2 separate regions of the Homo sapiens genome follow, and region 2 is linked to region 1. The links are chromatin loops, found by intact Hi-C in ENCODE. Cell type or tissue: Caco-2. All regions are shown on one strand. Links, peaks and the distances in the headings refer to the core of each region. The heading gives the core; the rest is flanking DNA.

Region 1 (5,000 bases), core at 1-5,000:
CAGCAAACTAATATTATTTTAAAAGGAAATTGCTTCCAATTTCAAAGCAGCAGGAGATTAGTAAGAAAATGAGGTTTCCGTTCCATAGGGTTTTCTAGGATGGAGATGTCTCATTCTAACATCCTTTTGGAATGGAAAAACACTTACTGTATAGTCTCCTTTACTTGGTTATCCTGAACCTCTTTACAGGCTGATAATTTTCTTGCTGGCAGTATATTGTATAGAATAGTTGTATTTTAAGACTTCTTCAAAAGTGTCTGTTAGCTTTGAGTAATTATCCATTGTTGAATTTGGCAGAACAAAGAGAAACTTCTAGAATTTTTATCTTCAGCCTTAGAAAGTGTTGTTAACTCTGAAAGTTTATATTTAGAGGACTTACTTTAAAAAAAGAAAGTAATACTTTTAAATGCCTGCTCATGATTTTTTTTAAATTTTTATTTATTTATTTATTTATTTATTTATTTATTTATTTATTTATTTTTTTGAGACAGAGTCTTGCTTTGTCACTCAGGCTAGAGTGCAGTGGCACGATCTCGGCTCACTGCAACCTCCGCCTCCCAGGTTCAAGTGATTGTTGTGCCTCAGCCTCTCGAGCAGCAGGGAATACAGGCGCCCACCACTATGCCCAGCTAATTTTTGTATTTTTAGTAGAGATGGGGTTTTGCTGTGTTGGCCAGGCTGGTCTGGAACTCCTGACCTCAGGTGATCCACCCGCCTTGGCCTCCCAAAGTGCTGGGATTACAGGTGTGAGCCACTGTGCCCGGCCACCTGAAGTTTTTATAAGGCCCTTGAGAACTCTGGCACTTTGTTGTGGTTGATCAGAGCCATGCAGGTAGTCTCATAGGTCCTTCAGTCCACAAATATTGAGGGTCCACCCTGTGCCATGTTATGGGGGCCTCTGTCATTTTGCTCAGGACTCTACTCTGAGGTGGTCCTGTATGGCTTGGATTATAAGAGACAGTCGAGGAAACAAAAGATCTGCATGCTCTCCTTTCACAAATTCACTAAAATGTCATGGCAAAATATTTTGAGCACTCTACCTCACATAAACTTTCTAGTTCACAGTCTGGTAGGTTGACATGTCTCTAAATATTTGTTATTTTCTGATTGAATCCTACCTGAACCCAGTTAACTGAGATACACTAAATCATAGCACCCTTTATTTGAAACAATACTGTAGGATTTCAAAGATCCATCAGTGTCTAGAAACTAGCAGGTATCTGTTGAATGAATGCTGCATTTTCTTCAACTCTGGGAGCCTGGATTAACTTCTACAAGTAATAGCACTGTTTCTATTTTGGTTACTTTCTGGCTACTGTCCTAGTCATTTTAGTTACCCTGATGCTGCCCCAGCGACTCAGCCCAGCCAGCACAAACTGTCCTGCTGGCTAACTGGATCATGGCTGCTGGTGGCCTATCGTATACTAGGGCTGAGAGAAAGAAGAAAGAATAGGGATGTCTATCCTTTAGGAAATGCAGTAGCATATTCTGCAGCCTTTTCCATTTTATTCATTTTGCTTTGGTTTGCTCAGAAGTATCAGAGCAAAATAGAAAATCAAATAATTGGAGCGCTCATCCTTATTTTCTCCTTGCCCAATCCCCATCCATAGTCTCTGGATGTGTCCCAACAAGGTGCTTACTGCTGAGCCACTCTGTATCTTTTCTGGAAGTCGGGGAGGTAAGGACAGATAAACAATGACACTAATTTTTCATCATCTCCCTATTCCTATGTTGCTATCATTCAACCAAACACCTACTGAGCACCTACTTCTGGCCCAGGTAATACACTTGGTCCTGAGGATACAAAGATCATACAGTTCCTCAGAGAGTTCGTGGTCTCCTGGGGGATGCAGAGAAGTAAAAATTCAGAGGAAAGCCCAGGAGATGTGTGAACCTAGAGGAAAGAGAGTTTAACTCTGCCTTAGGTGAAGAGGGGGTCAGTCCTCTTCATGGAGGAGAATTTTTATTCATTCTGCTGGCTGGACAGCAAAGATACCAGGCATAAAATCGAGGTTCTTATTTTTCCAACTTTAAAATCTACTCCACAATGGTCCCCATTTACTGTCAAAGCTGGCTTGTGTGTGATAATACCACTAATATAATCATGCCATCCTCTCACTCCTGCTCACTTTACACTTTATATCTGAAGGTCACAGTACTAAAAACTGGCATGGGTGTTTTCCAAGGAATCTGGTTATCAGGCTTGACTACAACTCTAAAACTGAAGATTAAAAGACAAGTTAACAGGCACTTTATAGGATGAGTATGGAGTCGGAGCTGTGATGGGCAGAGGAAAAAATCAGCAGCACTATGTTAAGCATATACCAACCAATGCCCAAAGCTGAAGGTAACTTATGATTTGTTTTTCTTAGGGGAGGACTTGTTTCACCTACCATGTGGAATGTTCCTGGGGCCTTGACAGGTCTGAAGCCATGAACAGGTATGCATTGATCAGCGTGGCCATTGCAGAAGCAGCTGCCCTTGACAATGAAATCATAGATTGCATAGTGTGTAAAATGTTGAGGCTCTTCGTTCAGGTCATTTCTCTGACAGGGACAAGACTGTCGTTTCAGCAGCTGCACGCGAAGGTTGGTGATCTTCAGCTGCTCCTGAACTTTGGCACTGTAAGGGTTCTCTGTATCGTATGGTGGTGACAAAGCTTTGAAAATAACCTGTAAGGAGAAAGAAAATACCATGCGTTTATAGGACTGTGCGCAAACCCTGAATTGTTTGCCTAATGTAGTCCCTGTTTGATTTATGCCTTATGTCATCTGTGAACGATAAGATAACAAGAAGTTTTTAGACCTTGAGCACACCTGGGACAGAGCCGCCCTGTTATTCTAAGGAGCAGATGTGCTGCCTGTTTGTACACAGAAGTATACATTGAGTGACCAGCAGAGACCTGACCCTTGAGATAAAGGCAGCCATACAAAGATCTTGCCAGGAAGAGCATTCTGGGCGAGGGAAGAGCAAGCTTAAAGGCTTTGAGGCAGAGTCAAGCTTGGCTTGCTCAAGGAAGAACAACGAAGTCAGTGTGACTGGAGACCAGTGAACAAAGAGAGAGTGGCTGGAGAGGCGGACAGAGAGCAGGTGTGAGATAGACATGAATGGAGCCCTGTGGAAGTCACAGTAGAGTTATGCTGACTGTAGCGGAAGCCACTGGGACACTGTAGGCAGAGAGGTGATATCTGATTTACCTTGCCTAAAAATATAACTCTCTCTTTTTGGATATAAAAGTATCACCTTAGAGATCAATTTCATACCAAAAGTATGAAAAGGAAAGAATCGACTGTGTCACATGTCCAAGGTCTACTGGTACAGACCTGTCCTCAGTGAAATATAACTGTGGGGGAGAGGGTAATAATTCAGCAGACATTTGGCCTCTGCAGCTCATGGTCTAGCCAGTAGCCAGAGTGGTTCTCTATAAACAGAGATTGGATCGTGTCACTCCCTTGCTTAAACCACCCCCACCTGAAGACCTCCCATTCTCCTCAGAACAAGATGCAAGGTCCTTATAATGGCTCTGCCTGGTTTCTGTTCTTAGTACTTATCACCATCTGACATTATATTTGTAGTGGTTTAGTGATTTACTATCTTCCCAGTCCAGACCAAAAACTTCATGTAGGCGGTCACGTATGTATCCCAGGACAGTGGCTGGCACATAGTAAGTATTCAATAAATTTTTGGTAAACAAATTAATTAATTTAACATTGTTCTTGGCATTTGTGTAATAGGTGAGAATTCCAAATAACTTCCTTATGTCGGGTCTAAATTCATTCGCATACTGAATTTCACGTTAAACACCAGTATTATGACAATAATAAGAAATAACGGATTAACCGGTATTTGTATTTCTAGCTATTTTTGAACTTTTAAAGCTTAAACAACATTGTATCTTAAACTCAAACCACATTCTGTCCCATTTATCCACATGCAAAGTGGTGGAAGGAAGCTTATCAGAAAATAAAATTTTCCAACAAACAATATGTCATATATTCAAAAGTCAGTACAGAAGTAACATCTTTTTCTTTTAACAACAGCTAGAACATGATTTTCTGTTTCGAAGCATTTTTTAAAAATTGAATCCATTATGGGCTTTATATGGAACTGATTCTCAACGTGACCTCCAAACACTGACATTTCTGTTAGACAGGAAGAACCCTTGCTCTAAATGATATCAGTAAAGTGCTACCTCCTATTTTATCAACCACAGTAATGCAAGGACATGGAAAAGGACACACCAGTGCTAACCAAGTAAGAGCTCCACTGAAAAGTCTGTGGTGTCCTTCTCCTCGTTATCTGCCCACCCTTCCTTTTCCTGAGCCTCGGTGGCAACTGTTTGGTCTCTCTCTGTCTCTGCCACGTATTTACCCTTGACATTTACCCTAGTTCCCTCTCTCACCCCATTCCATCTCCCCCTCACCCTCAGAATTGTTCCGCACAGGCAAAGCCAGAGGAAGCTCTGTCAAGGTCTGTAGGAACTTTGAAGCTCTTCTGCTTCCTGAGCCCAGACAGTGGGAGCTGAATGGCGGCTCTGTGCTTGGTGTGCATGACACCACAGTTGGCACGCGGATATCAGTAGGGAAGGGACATCATGACCCCTGAGGCTGTGTGCTGGAAAGGAGACAGCAGAGTGCCACAGACACAAAAGTGAACGGGAATTTAAACCATGAAATCTTTTTTCCAGAAAGGAGACGCCTTAATCTGATACCCTGGGAATGGATCTACCCTGCGTCAGGAAACAAAGAGTCCGCCAGTACAGATGCTTCCAACTTCTGGCAGGTCGCCCTTTGGGTCCCACCCAGTTTTTCTTCAAACTTCCCCAGAAGAAGCCTGTATGGCATGAGTGAAATGAAGTAAGAAAACACGTAGAAGCCCTCAGGATAGTATCAGCCTCTTCTGTGTTTTGTTCCCATAAGGAAGGGAATGTATCTATAGGCCCATCACTGATCCTCTGTCTACAACTGCCTCTTAATACACACTCCCAACAAGATATATTA
Region 2 (10,740 bases), core at 2,333-7,332, 88 kb before region 1:
GGAGAATCACATGAACCAAGAAGGCGGAGGTCACAGTGAGCCGAGATGGTGGCACTGCACTCCAACCTGGGCAACAGAGCGAGACTCCATCTCCCAAAAAAAAAAATAATAAAAAATAAAATAAAGACAGTCTCACTATATTGCCCAGGCTGGTCTCAAACTCCTGGCTTTAAGTGATCCTCCCACCTCAGCCTCCCAAGGTACTGGGATTACAGGTGTGAGCCACCACGCCTGGCCTCAGGGACAATTTTTTTTCTTTTTTTTTTTTTTTTTTTTGAGACGGAGTCTTGCTCTGTCACCCAGGCTGGAGTGCAGTGGCGTGATCTCGGCTCACTGCAAGCTCCACCTGCTGGGTTCATGCCATTCTCCTGCCTCAGCCTCCTGAGTAGCTGGGACTGCAGGTGCCCGCCACCATGCCTGGCTAATTTTTTTGTATTTTTAGTAGAGACGGGGTTTCACTGTGTTAGCCAGGATGGTCTCGATCTCCTGACCTCATGATCCGCCTGCCTTGGCGCCCAAAGTGCTGGGATTATAGGCATGAGCCACTGTGCCCTGCCTTTTTTTTTTTTTTTTTTGACAGAGTCTCGCTCTGTTGACCAGGCTGGAGTGCAGTGGCATGATCTCAGCTCACTGCAACCTTCACCTCCCAGGTTCAAGTGATTCCCCTGCCTCAGCCCTCTGAGTAGCTGGAATTACAGGTGCCTGCCACCATGGCCCGCTAATCTTTGTATTTTTAGTAGAGATGGGGTTTCACCATGTTGGCCAGACTGGTCTTAAACTCCTCACCTCAAGTGATCCACCCACCTCAGCCTCCCAAAGTGTTGGGATTACAGGCGTAAGCCACTGTGCCTGGCCTCAGGAACACTTCTTAATGATTTTTTTTTCTTGCCTTAAGAAAACTTGAAGCAACTTCTTTTGTTAGTCTTTTTAGTCTTCTCCCTTCCTTCACTATTGTTGTTATTATTTTAGAGTCAGGGTCTCACTCTGTCATCCAGACTGGAGTGCAGTGGCATGATCATAACTCACTGCAACCTCAAAGACTCCTGAGCTCAAGGGATCCTTCTACCTCAGCCTCCAGAGTAGCTGGGACTGTAGACATGCACCACCACACCTGGCTAATTTTTAATTTTTTTTTTTTTTTTTTTTTTTTGAGACAGAGTCTTGCTCTGTTGCCCAGGCTGGAGTGCAATGGCGTGATCTCGGCTCAGTGCAAACTCCGCCTCCCAGGTTCAAGCAATTCTCCTGTCTCAGCCTCTTGAGTAGCTGGGATTATAGGCACCCACCACAATGCCTGGCTAATTTTTGTATTTTTAGTAAAGACAGGGTTTCACCATGTTGGCCAGGCTAGTTTCAAACTCCTGATCTCAGGTGATCTGCCCACCTCGGCCTCCCAAAGTGCTGGTATTACAGGCGTGAGCCACCACGCCCAGCCTTAAATTTTTTTTTTTAGAGATTGGATCTCGCTTTGTTGCCTAGGCTGGTCTCAAACTCGTGGGCTCAAGCAAGCCTCCTGCCTCAGCCTCCCAAAGTGCTGGGATTATAGGTGTGAGCCACGCGTCTGGCCCTCCCTTCCTTTATAGAGGAAGAAATAGGCAAAGAAAAGTTAGGAGGTAAGCAGGAAGCGAGTCTTCTTAAATGGAATCATAGGTGAGTTTGAGATTTACAGGAGAGGCTCAAACGGGTGATTTGGAGGATGCACCTGGGCCCAGAAAAAGACACAAGAACATCTGGCTGTCTGGACTGTATAAAGGAGTGAAGACTTCTCTTTACAACAACCATAAATAGTTTTGGATGTGAATTTCTGAAGCTTAAGGAACAAAATATTCAGCAAAATCTCTGGGTCACAGATGATTGGCTCCTTGCTCTGGAATAGCAATGCTTAATGTTGAGAAGCTTCAAACCTTTGAAATCTGTCATTGCCCAAAGCCTGAGAATAACTCACTAAATCCCAGGTTGACCTCCCTATAGCATCAGCTTGCAGTTCATGACAAATAAGGCAGGGAGAGAATTTATAGAGTTAATTACTAGGCTTGGTTCTATTAAATGTGCAAAGCACACATGCAAGGGGCTGGAGCTTTGACATGAGTGGAGAGACTTGAATTCTTTCGCAGCTGGAATGTGCCGGAACTTCCCAAAGGCTTGAAAGAATGCCTAGAATTTATTTTTTCTTTTATGGTCACTGTTATTTCTCACAGAGGCAAGTGAATCTTCCCAAGCTACCATGACGGGAGTCGAGGAGCTCCTGGCAGGCTTGTGGGGAACAAAGCCAGCCAGCTCTCCATGGCTTGGGCGGGCAGGGATCCCTGACTTTCTCTCACATGGGGGGCCGACAGGAGCTGTTGTAAATCTTTAAAGCCAAAAGGAAAATTAACGAGCGCAGCACAGAGCAGGACCTTGTCAGCTCGGTAATGGGTGGTGGGAGGAAGAATTCTGCTGCTTCCTCCTGGGCATTAAGTGTAACTCAAAAACTCCTGTTTTGTGGCCATTGTCCAATTATAACAGCTTTCTACTCTGGAGAATTTAGTCATTGACTGCTTTCAAGTCACCTGGGGGAAAACAGTATTCAATACGATCAAGAGGATGAGGTCTCTTGTTCTGAATTTTCCCTTTAGTGATGGAAACAAAATACTTCTCTGAATCCATTTAGGGCATTGAGCACTCCCAAAAGAAGCCCTACAATGGAGAGAAAGAGCGGGGATTATTAGAGAGATCTTCTGAAGGACCTCCCCCACTAGAATGGAGAGTGTAGAATGCAGAGTAGGGATTTTGTGTCATGCGCTGCTATATCTCCAGAACCTAGAACTGGTCCTATCGCACAGGAGGCTGACAAGAAATAGGTGCTAAAGTAACGAATGAAGATCTACAATCCAACAAATGACACTGTTCGGGAGCTCAGAGCTTTAAAGCAGTGTGATGTAGTTGCAGGAGCGTAGGGTGTGGAATCAGGCAGATATAGTGTTGTTGGATTGTAGATCTTCATTTGCTCATTTAGCACCTATAGGTTTATTCATTAACTTAACACCTATAGGTTTTGGCTCTGCTAGTTTGCTAGCTGTCTGGCCTATGGCAAGTTACTTTACTCCCCTTAATCTCGTGGTCTTCATCTGTAAAATGAAATAATAATCCCAACTTCAAAGTTGTTCTGAGGATTCCTTGAGATGATGACTGTGATGGTGTTTGACACTCTGAAAATGCTGATCCCAACCCTATCTCTCCTTAAATCATGTCAGTTCAGTAAGGAATTTACATAATGAACTATCTATTCAGTGGGAGAGTTAGAAAGCGGAAGCATCTGTTTATTGCCACAAAAATTTATAGATTAAGTTTGGGCAACATAGGGAGAACCTATATCTTCTTAAAAAAAAAAAAATTATCCGGGCATGGTGGCAAATGCCTGTAGTCCCAACTACTCGGGTGGGAGGATCACTTGAGCCACCGGGGGTCAAGGCTGCAGTGAGCTGTGATCTTGCCACGGCATTCCAATCAAGATGATAGAGCGACACCCTGTCTTAAAAAAAGTTGATAGTTTATACATTTATTTATTCATTTACAGATCTGTAGATTACAAATTACTCGTGATGTCTTAAGGTATTTGTTGTTTTGTTCTTACACGTGTGTTATTTTGTGTTTACAAAAGGAAAAGACATTTCATAAAGCTATTGAATCCCGAAAAGTCAACTTTAATTTTATTTTTATTTTTTGAGGCAGGGGCTCACTCTGTTGCCCAGGTTAGAGTTAGGTGGCGTAATAATGGTTCACTGCAGCCACGATCTTCCGGGCTCAAGCAATCCTCTTACCTCAACCTCCCAACTAGCTGGGACCATAGGTGCGTGGCACCATGCCCGGCTAATTTTTAAATTTTTTTGATTAATTAAGTGGGATCTCCCTATGCTACCCAGGCCAGTTTTGAACTCCTAGGGTCAAGGGATCCTCCTGCCTCAGCCTCCCAAAGTGCTGGGATTATAGATGTAAGCCTGAACAATATGAGGCTTTAAACACTACTTCTCAAAGAGCCTTAGCCAGTTCTGGTAGGATAATAACCTCGGGGCAAGTGAAAACTTGGAGAGGCAGGTTGTTCCTAAACTTAATCTTCTCTCTTGAAGCATTTGGTGAAACCTATAAAATTTGGGGGCGTGCAAATTAAGTGTACTTGTAAATATGGTCTGAAAAAATGCATTCACTGTATTTTTGCTTCCCACTGTTTAGTATAACATTTATCAGAGAGGCAGAAAACATGCGGATAAAAATATCCAGTTGTGTATTCTCAGTTGGTATCAAAAGCTAGGTCACTGAAGGTCACTGCCCAGCAAGTCCCCATGTGTAAGAGAGTGTTGGTATGTAAGAGTGTTTCTGATGTTAAGGAATTCTGTTTGCTGTGATGCGAGTTGTGTACATCTCCTTGATTTTTCTCCCCATATGTAACCAAAAAAATGCTATCCTGGATTTTATTTCTCTTTCACAGGAATGGGAAGGAAAAGTGTGGAGTCCGTGTGGATTTCTCTTATTTTATCTGTGGCTTGAATGTACATTTCTGAGAGAGGGTAAGTGAATCCACTCTCCATGTTTTCCTTTCTCAATGTTACTTCCTGTTCACCTTTCTCCTTATTCTTAAGCCTCTGAGGGTTACAATGGGGTGTGTGTGCAGGACTGCTACTGCCTAAGGGAAAATTACAAAGCTGCCTAGGCAGCCTGATTTATGAGGCATTGAAAGGCACATCTGACCAAAAATATCCCCACCACTGGCCTGCCACCAGTGCCTGAAATACCTATGATTAGAATCACCCATTAAAATGTTTTCTGCAGGCCGGGCATGGTGGCTCACGTCTGTAATCCCAGCACTATGGGAAGCCGAGGCGGGCGGATCACCTGAGGTCAGGAGTTGGAGACCAGCCTGGCCAACATGGTGAAACTCCATCTCTACTAAAAATACAAAAATGAGCCGGGCGTGGTGGCGGGCGCCTGTAATACCAGCTACCTGGGAGGCTGAGGCAGGAGAATCGCTTGAACCCAGGGGGTGGAGGTTGCAGTGAGCTGAGGCTGAGGTTGCTCCACTGCACTCCAGCCTGGGTGACAGAGTGAGACTATCTCAAAAAAAAAAAAAAAAAGAAAGAAAAAAAAGTTTGCAGACATGCCTGGCTTCTTTGGGTCATGAAGGCATTGTGTTAGGAGAAAATTGGGAAGTGGGAAAGTGGGAAAGTATTGCATTATAATGATTTATATTATGAACCTATCAATCTCTTGGTCAAGAGTAACATCTTGATAAGTAAGTAGACTGAGGCTGGAGGGAAAGTTGGGAGTTGAGAGCTTTGTCCAGCATCTTGGTGTACACCCTGTGCAGGATGAAGTCGACAGGTAGCTGGGGAGAGATTGTACAAAGTGGATTGAGGGGTAGAGATAGCAAAGACAAATTTAGGTATTTCACAGGTCTATACAAGGCCAGGTTAGGAAGTAAGGGTACATAATTGCCAGAGGAATCTCCTTTCTGACTGACTTTAAGGAATCTCTCTTACCGACTCTACAGGGCTGTTATGTGAGGTTCTTTCAATTTTCCTTTTCCATCATCTTAGTTTTGGGGTAACCATAACAGGACTAATGATTCTGTTATTCATAAAATAATATTTGTGACAAAGGCCAAGTAGATTCATATCCGACAAATCCAAGTGGATTTGTCGAGTCTATTCTGTAAAAGTGTCCAGAGCAGTGCTTCTCAAAGTCTTGTCTGTAGACCACCTCTATCTGAGTTACCACAGGTGCTTATGAAAATCTCCCTCCCCGGGCCCCATCTAGACCTTTGGAAACAAGACTCTCTGAGGTAGAGGCCTGGGTCTCTGCATTAAAAACAGCTGTGGGGCCGGGCGCGGTGGCGCACGCCTGTAATCCCAGCACTTTGGGAGGCCGAGGCGGGCGGATCACGAGGTCAGGAGATCGAGACCGTCCTGGCTAACACGGTGAAACCCCGTCTCTACTAAAAATACAAAAAATTAGCCGGGCGTGGTGGTGGGCGCCTGTAGTCCCCGCTACTCGGGAGGCTGAGGCAGGATAATGGCGTGAACCCGGGAGGCGGAGGTTGCAGTGAGCCGAGATCGTGCCACTGCACTCCAGCCTGGGCCACAGATTAAGACTCGGTCTAAAAAAAAAAAAATCAATTTTAGTATATGGTAAAAGTAATGGGTTTCCCTAATTTCCTGGTTACCATTGTTTACGGTTTCTGTATTATTTCACCTTCTGTAGCTTTTCTGGCTCTTCAAACACAATTAACAGCAGGAAAATTAGATGGAAAATTTTTGTAATAAATATTCAGAAATACCTTACATAAATCATGGTGTCTAGCAATGGAAGAATTGATTAACTGAATATATTCTACCTTGAAATATTCTGCATATTTTTACTAGAACAAACTGCCTTTTTTTATTTTTATTTTTTAATTTGAGACAGAGTTTTGCTCTGTTGCCCAGGCTGGAGGGCAGTGGTGTCATCTCAGCTCACTGCAGCCTCCACCACCTGCAAACTGCCTTTTTCTAGCTGTTGCTTTCCTTGATTCTCTTATATCATTATCTTTTGTTTCCTGCCCCTATCTCCCTCCCCTTGGTTGACAAAGTGCCTACATTCTCTATTTTTTCCCATTTCCTTGTCTCTCTCTGGTGTAATTCCTTCTCATTCATCTTGCAAGCAGAATTTCTCTATACAGCAAAGGTCAGAGCTGACAGGACTGATCTGAAATGCTGTTGAATTTCATAGTTGCTCATTCAAGATCATTACTGATACATGCAAAAGTGGACCTTCTGCCAAAATCGACCTCAGAAAATCAGACCAAGAGGAAAAGGGCAAAGGTAAAGAAGAGACTCTTGCTGGGCAGCGGCTGATGCCTGTAATCCTAGCACTTTGGGAGGCTGAGGAGGGAGGATTGCTTAAGCCCAGGAGTTCGAGACCAGCCTGGGCAACATAGCCAGAACCCAGTCTCTACAAATAATTAAAAAACAATCAGCTGGGTGTGGTGGCGTGCATCCAGCTGGGACCACAGGCTACTCAAGAGGCTGAGGCAAGGGGATTGCTTGAGTCCAGGAGGTTGAGGCTGCAGTGAGCTGTGATCACGCCACCACACTCCGGCCTGTGTGACAGAGTGAGACCTTGTCTCGAAAAAATTAAAAAAAAAAAAAAAAAAAAAAAAAAGAAGGGACTCTTACCATTTCCATTTCCTCTTAATATAAATGACATTAGGCAGCATTACTCTGATGGCGCTGTAACCATAGGAAGGAGTAGAAAATGACACAGCCACATAGTGGTATGATAGAATACATTACAATTTGGAGTGTGTAAAAAAAAAACCGGAAGAAAATGCTGATTTTCAATTCTCTTCCCTCAACTAAAGAAACAGGCGTGAAGGAAAATGGTGCAGTTGGCATTATCTCACATGGACTCCTTTCTAAATGCAAGAATGCCCTTTTAGGAGCTGAAATATGAACACTGTGAGTTAGAATGCATGGGTTCAAATTCAGACTTCACAATTATTATCTGACTGTCCTTGAACAATTTAATCAGTCTCCTGCACCTCTGTTTCTTCCTCTGAGAAATGGGAATAATAATAGCATGCACCTCAGGGGTGGTTAGGAGCATAAAATGGGGATAACACCTGTAAAGCACTAAGAAAAGTGCCTTGCATGTAGTAAACTCTTAATTGCTGCTTGCTAGCATTGATATATTTTTTCTTTTTTGAGACAGTGTCTTGCTCTGTTGCCCAGGCTGGAGTATGGCGGCAAGATCATGGCTCACTGCAGCCTCGACCTCCTGGGCTCAAGTGATCCTCACCTCAGCCTCCTGAATAGCTAGGACTATAGGCACACACCACCATGCCCTGCTAATTGTTTTATTTTTTTGGAGAGACGTGGTCTCACTATGTTACCCAGGCTGGTCTCGAACTCCTGAGCTCAAGCAATCCTCTCACCTTGGCCTTCCAAAGTGCTGGGATTATTTTTTATTCACCAAGTTTGAAATCTTTGGTAGTGTCCTAGCTGAGGAGGCATCCAGGGAGTTTCTGGGCAGAATAGTTAACCGATACTGTGAAAATCTGCTAACAGTGGTTGTTTTGCTTTTTGGGAAGCAGCGTTCCTTGTCTGGCTGCTGTTCCCCCCTGGTCACATGGGCACACTATGATTAAATCATTCCTAGTAAATCTTGGATATTCTTGGATTTAATAATAAATTAATTACTAATGATCACACTTTGGAACATGTTTCCCTGCCTGTGACATACTAAGAAACTAGAAACGTATTCAGCATTTACCAAAACACTCTTCCTTTTTTTTTTTAAGACAGGGTCTCACTCTGTGGCCCAGGCTGGAGTGCAGTGTTGCAATTATGGCCTTGATCTCCCAGGCTCAAATGATCCTCCCACCTCAGCCTCCCAGGTAGCTGGGATTACAGGCATGCACCACCACACCCAGCTAATTTTTTGTGGGTTTTGTAGAGATGAGGTCCTCCTATGTTGCCGAGGCTGGTCTTAAACTCTTGGGCTCAAGTGATCCGCCCACCTTGGCCTCACCAAGTACTGGCATTACAGGCGTGAGTCACCGCACCTGGCCAAAACCCTCTCTTAATGGAACATACATCTCACATTCTGGAAATATCTATTATCCCAGTGCATATTTCTTTCTTTCTCATGACTAACATTCTGCTTTTTTAGTTATTCACATACATAAACTGACTGATAATAAATCTGGGAATTTGTCATTTAAAAAAATGCACATTTCAAACACAATCAGTAATCCTCAAACAGTAGAGACATGTTTACATTTCTTTGGTTAAAGTGTAGGAACACAGGGACTAGGGAATCATTTTTTAAAAAGTATTTTCAGACAAATCATTTTCTGAGAGACTTAAAAAAAGAAACTGTCAGTCATTTGAGGCATACCCTTTTGCTTCTATTCCATTTTTATCATACCAATCTCTCTTGCAAAATTGATGTTATTCATAAATGTTTTCCTTCCAAACTGTGGGAAATAAGATGTGAGTTTGGCCCTTTGATAAAGTTAGGCTCAGGGACTGCTTATCATTGAAACAATGAGCACAAAAGCGATTCAGTCCTGGGACTTCTCACAAAACTCAGCGGGCCAGGCGGTGCTCACTCTTGTTCTCAGGCATTCCAGGGGAGTGGCAGAGGGACAGCCAGCACGAGACATTTTCAAGGTTGTTTTTCCCACCCTTTAGAATTGGTAAATCTCCGATCGTTTAGAAAAGGATTTGTTTTGCAAGAACCTAAAGTGTCCCCAAGAACTATGTTTACCCATAATAGGCCTTGCTCTCTGTTTAACAGAGCCAGATGGACACTGCTATTTGGCTCATGGTCATATCCCCACAGATTTGACCTCATTTAGAGGACACTATTAAAAGATTATCCTATTATTGAGAATTTCCATTGCATCAAATAGCAAATATTAGTAAGATTCCTCTACAGGGAAAATGATGTAAGAAGAGGGTAAGACTGTGTTGACCTCAGGCAAATCACATGGATAGGTATGTGGCAATTATGAAACTCAGTGCTGACTAATAAAGCCCAGCGGCACACAGAGTAAAGGTCCAGGAGCAGAGACTTTCCCAGTAGCTCTCGAAGGAAGTGTTGAGGTTCCACTGAAGCCATAGATGGAAATCTTATTTGACTCCGTTGCCTTAGTACCAAGATGGTTATTTTGAAAGAGGCTAAGGAGGAGAAAGTGCATGTAGCAGGATGGCAGGATGGGATGTGGGGATGATGGGATGATGGGATGTTGGGATGATGGGATGATGGGATGATGGGATGATGGGATGTTGGGATGACGAGATGTTGGGATGTTGGGATGTTGGGATGTTGGGATGATGGGATGATGGGATGTTGGGATGACGAGATGTTGGGATGTTGGGATGTTGGGATGTTGGGATGATGGGATGATGGGATGTTGGGATGATGGGATGTTGGAATGTTGGGATGATGGGATGATGGGATGTTGGGATAATGGGATGTTGGGATGATGGGATGATGGGATGTGAGGATGTTGGGATGTTGGGATGATGGGATGATGGGATGTTGGGATGATGGGATGTGGGGATGTTGGGATGATGGGATGATGGGATGTTGGGATGATGGGACGATGGGATGTTGGGATATTGGGATGATGGGATGTTGGGATGATGGGATGTTGGGATGATGGGATGTTGGGATGATGGGATGATGGGATGTTGGGATAATGGAATGTTGGGATGATGGGATGATGGGATGTGAGGATGTTGGGATGTTGGGATGATGGGATGATGGGATGTTGGGATGATGGGATGTTGGGATGTTGGGATGATGGGATGTGGGGATGTTGGGATGATGGGATGATGGGATGATGGGATGTTGGGATGATGGGACGATGGGATGTTGGGATATTGGGATGATGGGATGTTGGGATGATGGGATGTTGGGATGATGGGATGTTGGGATGTTGGGATGTTGGGATGATGGCATGTTGGGATGATGGGATGTTGGGATGTTGGGATGATGGGATGTTGGGATGATGGGATGATGGGATGTTGGGATAATGGGATGTTGGGATGATGGGATGATGGGATGTGGGGATGTTGGGATGTTGGGATGATGGGATGATGGGATGTTGGGATGATGGGATGTTGGGATGTTGGGATGATGGCATGTTGGGATGATGGGATGATGGGAATGGGAATGGGGTCATGAGGGGGACAGCTCCATTTTCTTCTTTGCATTTACAAA

Evidence for each region. Peaks named below come from ENCODE experiments on the same cell type or tissue, not always from the same donor. Only the 100,000 strongest peaks of a DNase experiment are listed, where the experiment ranks them.
Region 2: it touches region 1 in a loop (2.4-fold over the local background); 1 of 110 quality-filtered maps calls a loop at or near these places.

Annotation. Positions count from the first base shown.
Region 1 is chr12:95,735,473-95,740,472 of GRCh38, forward strand. It overlaps NTN4 (netrin 4), which reads right to left. Exons shown (of 10, transcript NM_021229.4): 3 at 2,394-2,672. Among named protein-coding and RNA genes, the nearest start is that of NTN4, 53 kb to the right of the region's middle. In Caco-2, for the core only: no CTCF peak of the experiment used is centred there; a DNase peak (open chromatin) is centred at 2,839; H3K4me3 peaks cover 842 bases.
Region 2 is chr12:95,644,866-95,655,605 of GRCh38, forward strand. It overlaps the pseudogene PGAM1P5. Among named protein-coding and RNA genes, the nearest start is that of USP44, 99 kb to the left of the region's middle. RefSeq lists a silencer at 9,028-9,322. In Caco-2, for the core only: no CTCF peak of the experiment used is centred there; a DNase peak (open chromatin) is centred at 4,726.